2 separate regions of the Homo sapiens genome follow, and region 1 is linked to region 2. Evidence: chromatin contacts called from ENCODE Hi-C or POLR2A ChIA-PET data. All regions are on one chromosome and are shown on one strand. Each heading gives the region's core, a stretch centred on a gene start or an enhancer-like site at or near the end of the contact. The rest is flanking DNA. Distances are from core to core; before and after follow the strand shown.

Region 1 (3,720 bases), core at 1,177-3,676, 170 kb before region 2:
CTGTAAGAGTTAGAACATACCAGGATTTCAAATATTTTGGAAGATCTCTACCATTAGTCTTGAGTTTGAAAGACTTGCTTTATGCTAGTAGCCACCTGGATCACTTTCTTTTTTCACTGTTTTGAGAAATTCTTCCATATTAATGTATATAAGATTCTGTTTGTGCATTTTTCTGGAAGAAGTTTCATAGTTCACATCACATTCTGAGATATCTTTTCCTTCCCAAAAGGATGAAAATCATGGTTCCATGTGCTTTCTTCACTCAACTAGTGTTTATGAAGACTGTATTATAATCCAAATAGTATGTTTAATACTGAGAAAGAGAGGTGAGTAGTAGCTTCTTTCCTGAAGGAGTTTTTTGGGATAGACAAACATCTAAATTGACCACCGTAGTACAATGTAGCAAATTCTGTAATAAAAGTTGCTGAGTGCTTTTTAAGGACAGAGGAGGGAGAAACTGAGTCTAGGAAAAATTAGAAAAGTGTTCATTCAAGTTGGGACATTGTTCGTGGGTCCGAAAGCCCAAGGAGAAGATAGGTGTTGTTGTTGCATTCCTTGGATCATGCTTGGATAATACACAGCCATTGGGGGTTTAGAGACTGATAATTCAAGTCTCTCACCAGTACTTAAAAGGAGTGTAGCCCAAACTTTAACTGATTTCAGAGATTCTACTGACTTCTCTCCCTGTAAGAGTCTCTTCCACTTCCTAGTTACTTCTAAGTTTTCTGCAATATAATTCTGCATGCATTTTGAAATTACTCTGTCTGGGCATCCCTCTCCGGCCTGCTTATTTTGTCCCCAGGCTTTTGCTCTACTACTAATAACCCTCAGAAAGTCTCTTCTCTGTTGAGCACAGTGGGCTGCCCATAACCACTGGTGATTCCTCTAGTTGGGGCCCAGAAGTCCAAGTCCTGGTATGTCTCATCACTTGGTAGCGGGGCTAGGCATGGCCACTTGAGGACAAAGGACTCCATTACTGCCCCGAGATGATTGCTCAAAAAGCTGTCTCTTCTGTGTTCTACTGTTCTTGCTATGACTGCAGCTGGCAGTAAAAAGGTCAAGGTCTGTGATTATACTGCCTCCTAGCCCGCTTCTCCGTAACCAGGTGTATTGGATACCATTGGTGTTCCTTCACATCTCTGTTGCCAGTTTTTTATGCCATTCCCAGCTCTGTGATCTACTAACTGCTTGCACCTGCAGTTTTTCAGTGGCCTGCTCTTGAGTGCCAGAAGCAAAGCTGGAAGTATCTGGAGTTTACAAATCCTCATTCCTATCCACCTTTCCCAGCCTGTAGCCAATGACTAACTGCTGCTGCAAGCAGATGCAATTCAAGCCCATTTGCCTCAAGGCAGGGCAATGTCTGAGGTGGAATATACACTCTAGACTTCCCCAGAGGGTAGAGCCAGGCTGGGACTTTACCTGAAATTACACCCTTTCTTGGCTTTTTTCCCCTCATGTAACCTGCTTCTCCTGTACCCTTTCCTATTTCCTCTCCATAAACCACTTACATGCAAATCCTCTCACATCAGAATTTGTATTGTGGACACTCAACCTAGAATTCTAGATTAATACCATGCCTGGAAGTCCCTGGTCGTGAGGAAGTAAGATGTTTCTCCAATCCCCAGATCAAACACATACCTTATTGCTTGTCCCATATTGAAAAAATTCCCAAGATGTTTGACAATGATCACATTTTTTTCTTTTTCAGGGAGAAAAGTGTGGCTTTGCCTCAAGGCACCAACAAGGTGATTACAAAATAGACTGATATTAGTATTTTCAATATCTGTATTATACAATCCATGGTCATGAAACTTTTTTCAGAGTTTGAGCTGGGGTGGAGGGGAGAGGCTAACGGTACACAAATATTGCAGAAGAAAAGATTATCATAAGAATTCCAATATGATTGGAGGAGAGTACATGCAGCTATGAATAGTAGAAGATGAGAATCCAGATGCTGGTGGACTTTACACCACACTAAACAGTTTGACCTGTATCCTACAAACATCAGGGGTGTTTAAATGAGGTAGAGATAGGAAGCAGTGCATTCTTTTTATTAATAAAAGATAAAGGTCAGAATGGACTGAAGGAAATGACAACGGGAGATGACTGGACATACAGATTGAGAAGTCATCTGCACGTGGAAATATAGCTCATAATATAAGATAAAGCTGTTGATAAAAATGGGATCATGTACGGCTGCTGTAAAAGAAAAGAAATGAAGATCAAGGATCGTACCTTTATATACTGAGGGAACACCCACACAATGCAATAGGTGAGCCCATTGAAAGGCGGAAAAGCAAATAGAAACTAGAAGAGATTAGTGATGGCAGCGGTGGCCCGTCTAGAGCAGCTGCTGCCATGACTCCAGCTGCACTCGGGGAGGCGTGGCTAGGGCTCTGTGCTGCGTGTAGCCGGTGGGAGCCGGGACAGAAGCCCCACCCCCTTCTCAGTTGACAGGGTGGAAGCTTCGCACTCCTTGGGCGCAGCTGCAGACCCAGGCCTCCCTGTACTCTTAGGGGCCGGGAGCAGGCAGGAGCCCCACCCTACAGGGTGCAGCTGAAGCTGCCCAAGCTGTGGCTGTGGACCTTGGCATCTCTGCACTCTCAGGCCCGGGAAGGTCCCCTGCTCCTGCAGGCTCGGAAGTGTGTGCTCCCGCTGCCTGGCCTTTCCTTGCTCCCAGCGCCGACTCCGATCTCAGAGCAAAGTTGAGGCCAACCCTGGGCACTGTCACAACCCGGCTGGGTGTGTGCTCTTTAGAGGCAATGCTGACACGCCAGCCCCCTGCTGCCTCAGGCCCCCCCAGACTTCGGGCCCCGATGAGCACAGGAGGGAGGCTGAGGTGATGCTGAGGGTAGCTCGTCACTGGCCTGCAGGCTCCCCTCAGCACGAACAGCCTGGGCACCATGAACAGCAGCCGGAGGCAGACAGGCTCCTGGGCAGAAAGGGGCAGGTCCCCCGTGAAACCCCACCTTCAAGCAAGGAAGGCCTGAAGCCTGGGGGCAGGACTGCCTGTCCCACAGAGGAAGTGGTAACCTATGGTGCTTTGTCTGGGCCCATCTACGGCTGCCCATGGACTGATCAGCATGCACTTCCTCCCTCTGAAGCCCGTAACCGCCTCCACCCCGACCCACCCACTCAGCCAGACTCGGAGAGTTGATGGGACCACCAACTGCAGAGAGGAATTACCCACCCTAAGGTCTCCTATCTACTGAGAGCTCGACACTTGTCAGGACACCCTGTCTGCGGAGAGGAGCTAAACACCACAGGAGCTGCCCACTGTGGGTCTCCTCTGAGCTATTCTGTTGCTCAATAAAACTCTTCTTTGCCTTGCTCACCCTTCATTTGTCTACATACCTCATTCTTCCTGGACACAGGACGAGAACTCAGGAACCACCGAACAGAGGGGCTAAAAGAGCTGTAACACAAACAGGACTGAAACATGTCCCTTGCTCATCATGTAGCAGGTGACAAGAAGAAGAGAAGAGAGAAGGAGAGAAGACTTGCAGTCCTTCAGGGAGCCCAGACCTAGGACGTCCCCAGGCCAGGGCTGTGACACCCTCTTTGGGGCTCCGCGGTTCCTGCCATCTCCAAGCTTCTGGGTACCACCACTGTCCCCGGTGCCAGCTATGGAAGCTGCTTGCAATACACCTGGTCAAGCCGCAACCTTGCAGGGAGCCGGCACCCGTGCTGGCACCGGGAGCTGCGTGCCCAGCCACAGCC
Region 2 (3,988 bases), core at 1,187-3,686:
GTAACAAACGAGTGGAGGGAGAGGCCACTTTGGGGTGGTTTGGCTAAGAAAGGCTTTGTCAAATTGAATTTCCATCAAGCTGCGCCAGTGAGTGGGAAGTTCACCACGCTACCTTGCCTTTGCAGTTTTCTTTCTTATCTAGAAAAATAGAGCTTATATGTGGTTAAAAAAAAAAAAAAGTCCATTTTTTCCTCAGCAAGTCCATTTGGGGGACAGCAGGATGAATTTATGGGTTCTCCTTAAGGGTGTAACTGAAGCCCAGTGTTTGCTGAGATTCAAAGGGCTTTCGTTATTTGTCATTCATTCCTTGAAACATTACCAATGTTTTCTTTATAACTTTAAGGTCTTTGTTTCTGGGTTCTATTTGCAGATAACATGTTTCAAAGTGGCAAATTTCCCCTAAGAATTGGAAAAATGGATAATACGGACTGGGGTTGGAGAGCCCGGGATTCTGATTAAACATGGAATCTGAGAACTGGCAGAAAGCCTGGAACTGATGGAAGAGAGGGCTCTAGGGCCTCCATACTAAATGGTGAACTAGGAACTATAAAAGAGATAATGTGGTGAAGAGCTTCAGCCATCAAGTTATTCTAAAAATGAAGTAGGGCATTTTATATGTGGAGAGAAGGGCACTGATTATTATCTGACTATTGCTAATATGTCCCATAGAACTTATTTGGAATAATTTTTTACTATTAATTTGAACAACAGCAGTGAGACTCTTTATATGTATAATAAAGCTAATTTTACATTTAATAGAGATGATTTTATTTTTTAATGTTAGTAAAATCAGAATCTTATTAAATTGTAAAAGTGAATAAAACTTTTATAACTTTTGGATTTTCTTTGTGGGTTCTATTTGCTGTTTAAAATGCTGTTGCTTCAATCCCTTTAGATTAGGTTCAATTTTATGGTGCTCACTTCTTTTCTTTTAGACATATCTCAATTGTTTGAAAAAATGTAGCATTTTTATGGCAAGCTGTTTAATACATCCATTTTCACATTAGCTCTCATGGTTTTAACCAAATGCTAGTGGTTTGTTATTTTTCTTATCAACAAGGAATTGAGGATGCTTGATTTAAGATATATAATAGCTATCATTTTATGAAGCGTTTACTGTATGCCTGGTCCTGGGTTATGCTCCACGTGCTATCATTTAATCCTTAAAACAGCCCTGAGGCACTACTATTATTTCTATTTTATATTATAGATGAGAAAACAGAGCCTTTGAAATTTAAGTTATTTGACTGATGTCCCACAGCTAGTAAATGGCACAGCTATCATTAAAACCCAAGTCTTACTGCCTCCAAAGCCACTCTCTTATAGACTGCAACTTTAACCTGTTTCATAATTGATTCTTAAGTTTCTAGTTCTATGACCTTCACTGTGCCTAGCTAAGCCATCACAGACCATGTGCTATTACTATCCCTCAAACATCTCAAACATCAGCCAGCCTGTGGGCATATATATTTAAGCAAGTTGGAAACAGCCAAGTTGGGTACCCCTTAACAGGCATGTTCCTCATGCCTTATTTGAGGTTGATAAATCACCAATATCTTTATCAACTTAAATGATTGCAATGTCCTCTCCAAAAGAGATGACCTTACTAAGTGTCATTTCTTGGTAAATAAAGCTCTGCTGCTGTTGACTTTTGATTCATCATCACACTGATATTTAGTGTCAGTGAGGAGTATGCTGGACGGGGCCGCAGTCTTGAGCTCTTACAAAAGGAAACAGGTGGCTGGTCACTTTGGACATATTCCCTCTGGCAGAGGTAGGGAAACTGCAACTTGTACTTAGCATTTTAATTGAGGTTGGCGGTCGGCAGAACTATTACACTTTTCTCTTTAAAACTCTTTTCAAATGAGTAGAAACCAAAATAGAAAATATTATAACTTTTTCCTGTGTCATGTACATTTAACTTCTTCTGATGAGGCTTCCCTTTTTTTACTCAAAAATAGCATTCCCATGCTCTTGAGCTAATAGTCATCAAAACTAATGCACACAGGTGTTTAGCAGATCAGGGAGAGTAGATGTTTTTGTTAACTTTTTAAACAACTTCCCCCCACAATCACAAAGCTCTCCAAATAGAATCTGCTGACTTCAATGGCAGGGTCAGTGTTACAGTGACTCATTGCCAGATAGAACAAACAAGCTCAACAAAGCCTGCTTCAAGATGTAAATGCTGTTTCCTTGCTGCTGGGAAAAGCTCTGTTTTTCACAAAATAGAGCTAAAAAGTCTGTATTTGGATCCTGCTGAGTCTCAGATATCCCTGGGTCTCAAGAAATCCCTACACCCTCTAACAACTGTTTCCCCACCATTCCTCTCCCAACTCCTAGAGTGCACCAGATGCATTCAGTTCCTCAGTGAAAACGCTCCTGAACCTGATCCAGTCCTGCTCTAACCCACGCCACTTCCCAGAAGCCAGCCTTGCCAAGGTCTCCAGTAACATACTCACTGCCAAAACGCAATGGCACTTCTCCATCTTGATGCTCCTTGACCTATGTACAGAATTTGACACGGCTGATAACCAATTATACAACTCTCTCTTCTTGGCTTCTGAGCCTCTTTCCTCATTTAGTCTCTGCCTCTCATCTCATGTGCTTTCGAGGCCCTTCCACCCCTCATTCCATTGGGCTTCCGCTTTCCATGGGGCTACCCCCATTGCCTTGCCACTTAGCTGTTTACTGCATGGCTGCCTCACTGACTGCAGAGGCCATGCTTCACTCATGTTAGAACCCCATTGCCTAGAGAGTGTTTGCAAAATAGCATGGACTCAAAAAAAAAGTTGAATGAATGCACATATCCCATAGGTCAATTTCTCTATTCACCTCAGACCTGCACTTGCATCTGGCTGTGAGACAAGTTGCATGACCAACTCCTATTACACAGAAATTTTTCCTCTGTCTTTAACTTTTACCACCTCCAAATTCTACATGTCGGCAAAGAACACATAAATAATGAAGCTCCCAAATAAAACTCCTCATGACGCTTGGTTGTTTTTCAATTTCTATTTACAGTTCCCAATTAAATCTGTTTTTTTCACTCATGACATTTTTTGAATCTGACTTGCCTTCCTTTCAACACTTCGATGGATTTTTGCAATATTTGTGCAGAATAATTTTTTAAAGTACTCTGTGTTCAACTGGTATTTTGTATGGTAACTATTTGTTCTGATGTATAGCAAAGAGTAGCCAATTAATATTTGTTGAGTGATAGCTGTACAAAAGAATTTGTGTATTATTGCTTAATTTGATCATTAAGGTGGTCCAACAAGTGAATTTGTTGTTTCATTGTCTGTTTATTTTTTGTCATTTTCATGACCAAATCATACTAACTTGGAGGATATAATTGGAAGTAAGGCAATGTATTATTGCAATGTATTATTTCAATGTAACATTACAATTTGACTTGTTAAACTGTGAATTTTGTCTTATGATGGTTTATGTGTAATCCTCATTCCCTGTTTGGATATGAATCTCCCTAGAATCCCAAGTTACAGCATTTATTTCCTGTAAGTGTTCAGTTCTTCTGCCAAAGTTATCTTTTTCACCTGTCATTTTGTGTATGCCAGATTTTTTTGAGGCCATATAATTTTTTTAATTTGCCCTATAATTCATATGTTAGATTCTCTCACTCAATTGCAAAGTATTCCATTATAATATTTTTAATGCCATACTATAACCATTTTCTCCCTTCTTCTTGAATACCCTCTGAATGAATCACAGTCATGTCTGCTGATGTACAACAATTCCATTTATGCTTACTCCCCTCTTCCTATGGCTATTTCACTTTACATCTTCTCCCATTGGATGGATGGATAGATAGATAGATGATAGATAGATAGATAGATAGATAGATAGACAGATAGATAGATAGATTCACTTGTCATATATATTTAAGAATTTTTCAATATATTATGTTAGCATCGAGAACTTACTTCATAATAAGAGTTAAGGTATTTTCTTTCTATCCTCTCATTATAAG

The links. Hi-C counts contacts between places; a loop is a spot of excess contacts on that map. ChIA-PET counts read pairs that join two places held with the same protein, here RNA polymerase II (POLR2A). Pooled maps may share reads with other maps.
Region 1: a map of gastrocnemius medialis shows a loop between it and region 2 (2.4-fold over the local background). The contact joins two enhancer-like sites. A Hi-C loop is called at or near these places in 1 of 168 maps with a recorded cell type or tissue (gastrocnemius medialis) and 1 of 50 pooled maps. POLR2A ChIA-PET finds 5 or more read pairs at or near these places in 1 of 52 experiments (activated CD4-positive, alpha-beta T cell).

Annotation. Positions count from the first base shown.
Region 1 is chr21:15,289,422-15,293,141 of GRCh38, reverse strand. No RefSeq gene overlaps it. Among named protein-coding and RNA genes, the nearest start is that of LINC02920, 220 kb to the right of the region's middle. RefSeq lists enhancers at 1-8, 2,155-2,684. Within about 2 kb of position 2,426, at least 2 of the 41 ENCODE cell types and tissues checked have a DNase peak (open chromatin) inside an H3K27ac peak, as active enhancers do.
Region 2 is chr21:15,120,144-15,124,131 of GRCh38, reverse strand. LOC107985483 (a long non-coding RNA gene) reads left to right here. Exons shown (of 4, transcript XR_001755094.2): 2 at 371-1,774. Among named protein-coding and RNA genes, the nearest start is that of LINC02920, 55 kb to the right of the region's middle. RefSeq lists a silencer at 1,530-1,824 and an enhancer at 2,401-2,917. Within about 2 kb of position 2,436, at least 11 of the 41 ENCODE cell types and tissues checked have a DNase peak (open chromatin) inside an H3K27ac peak, as active enhancers do.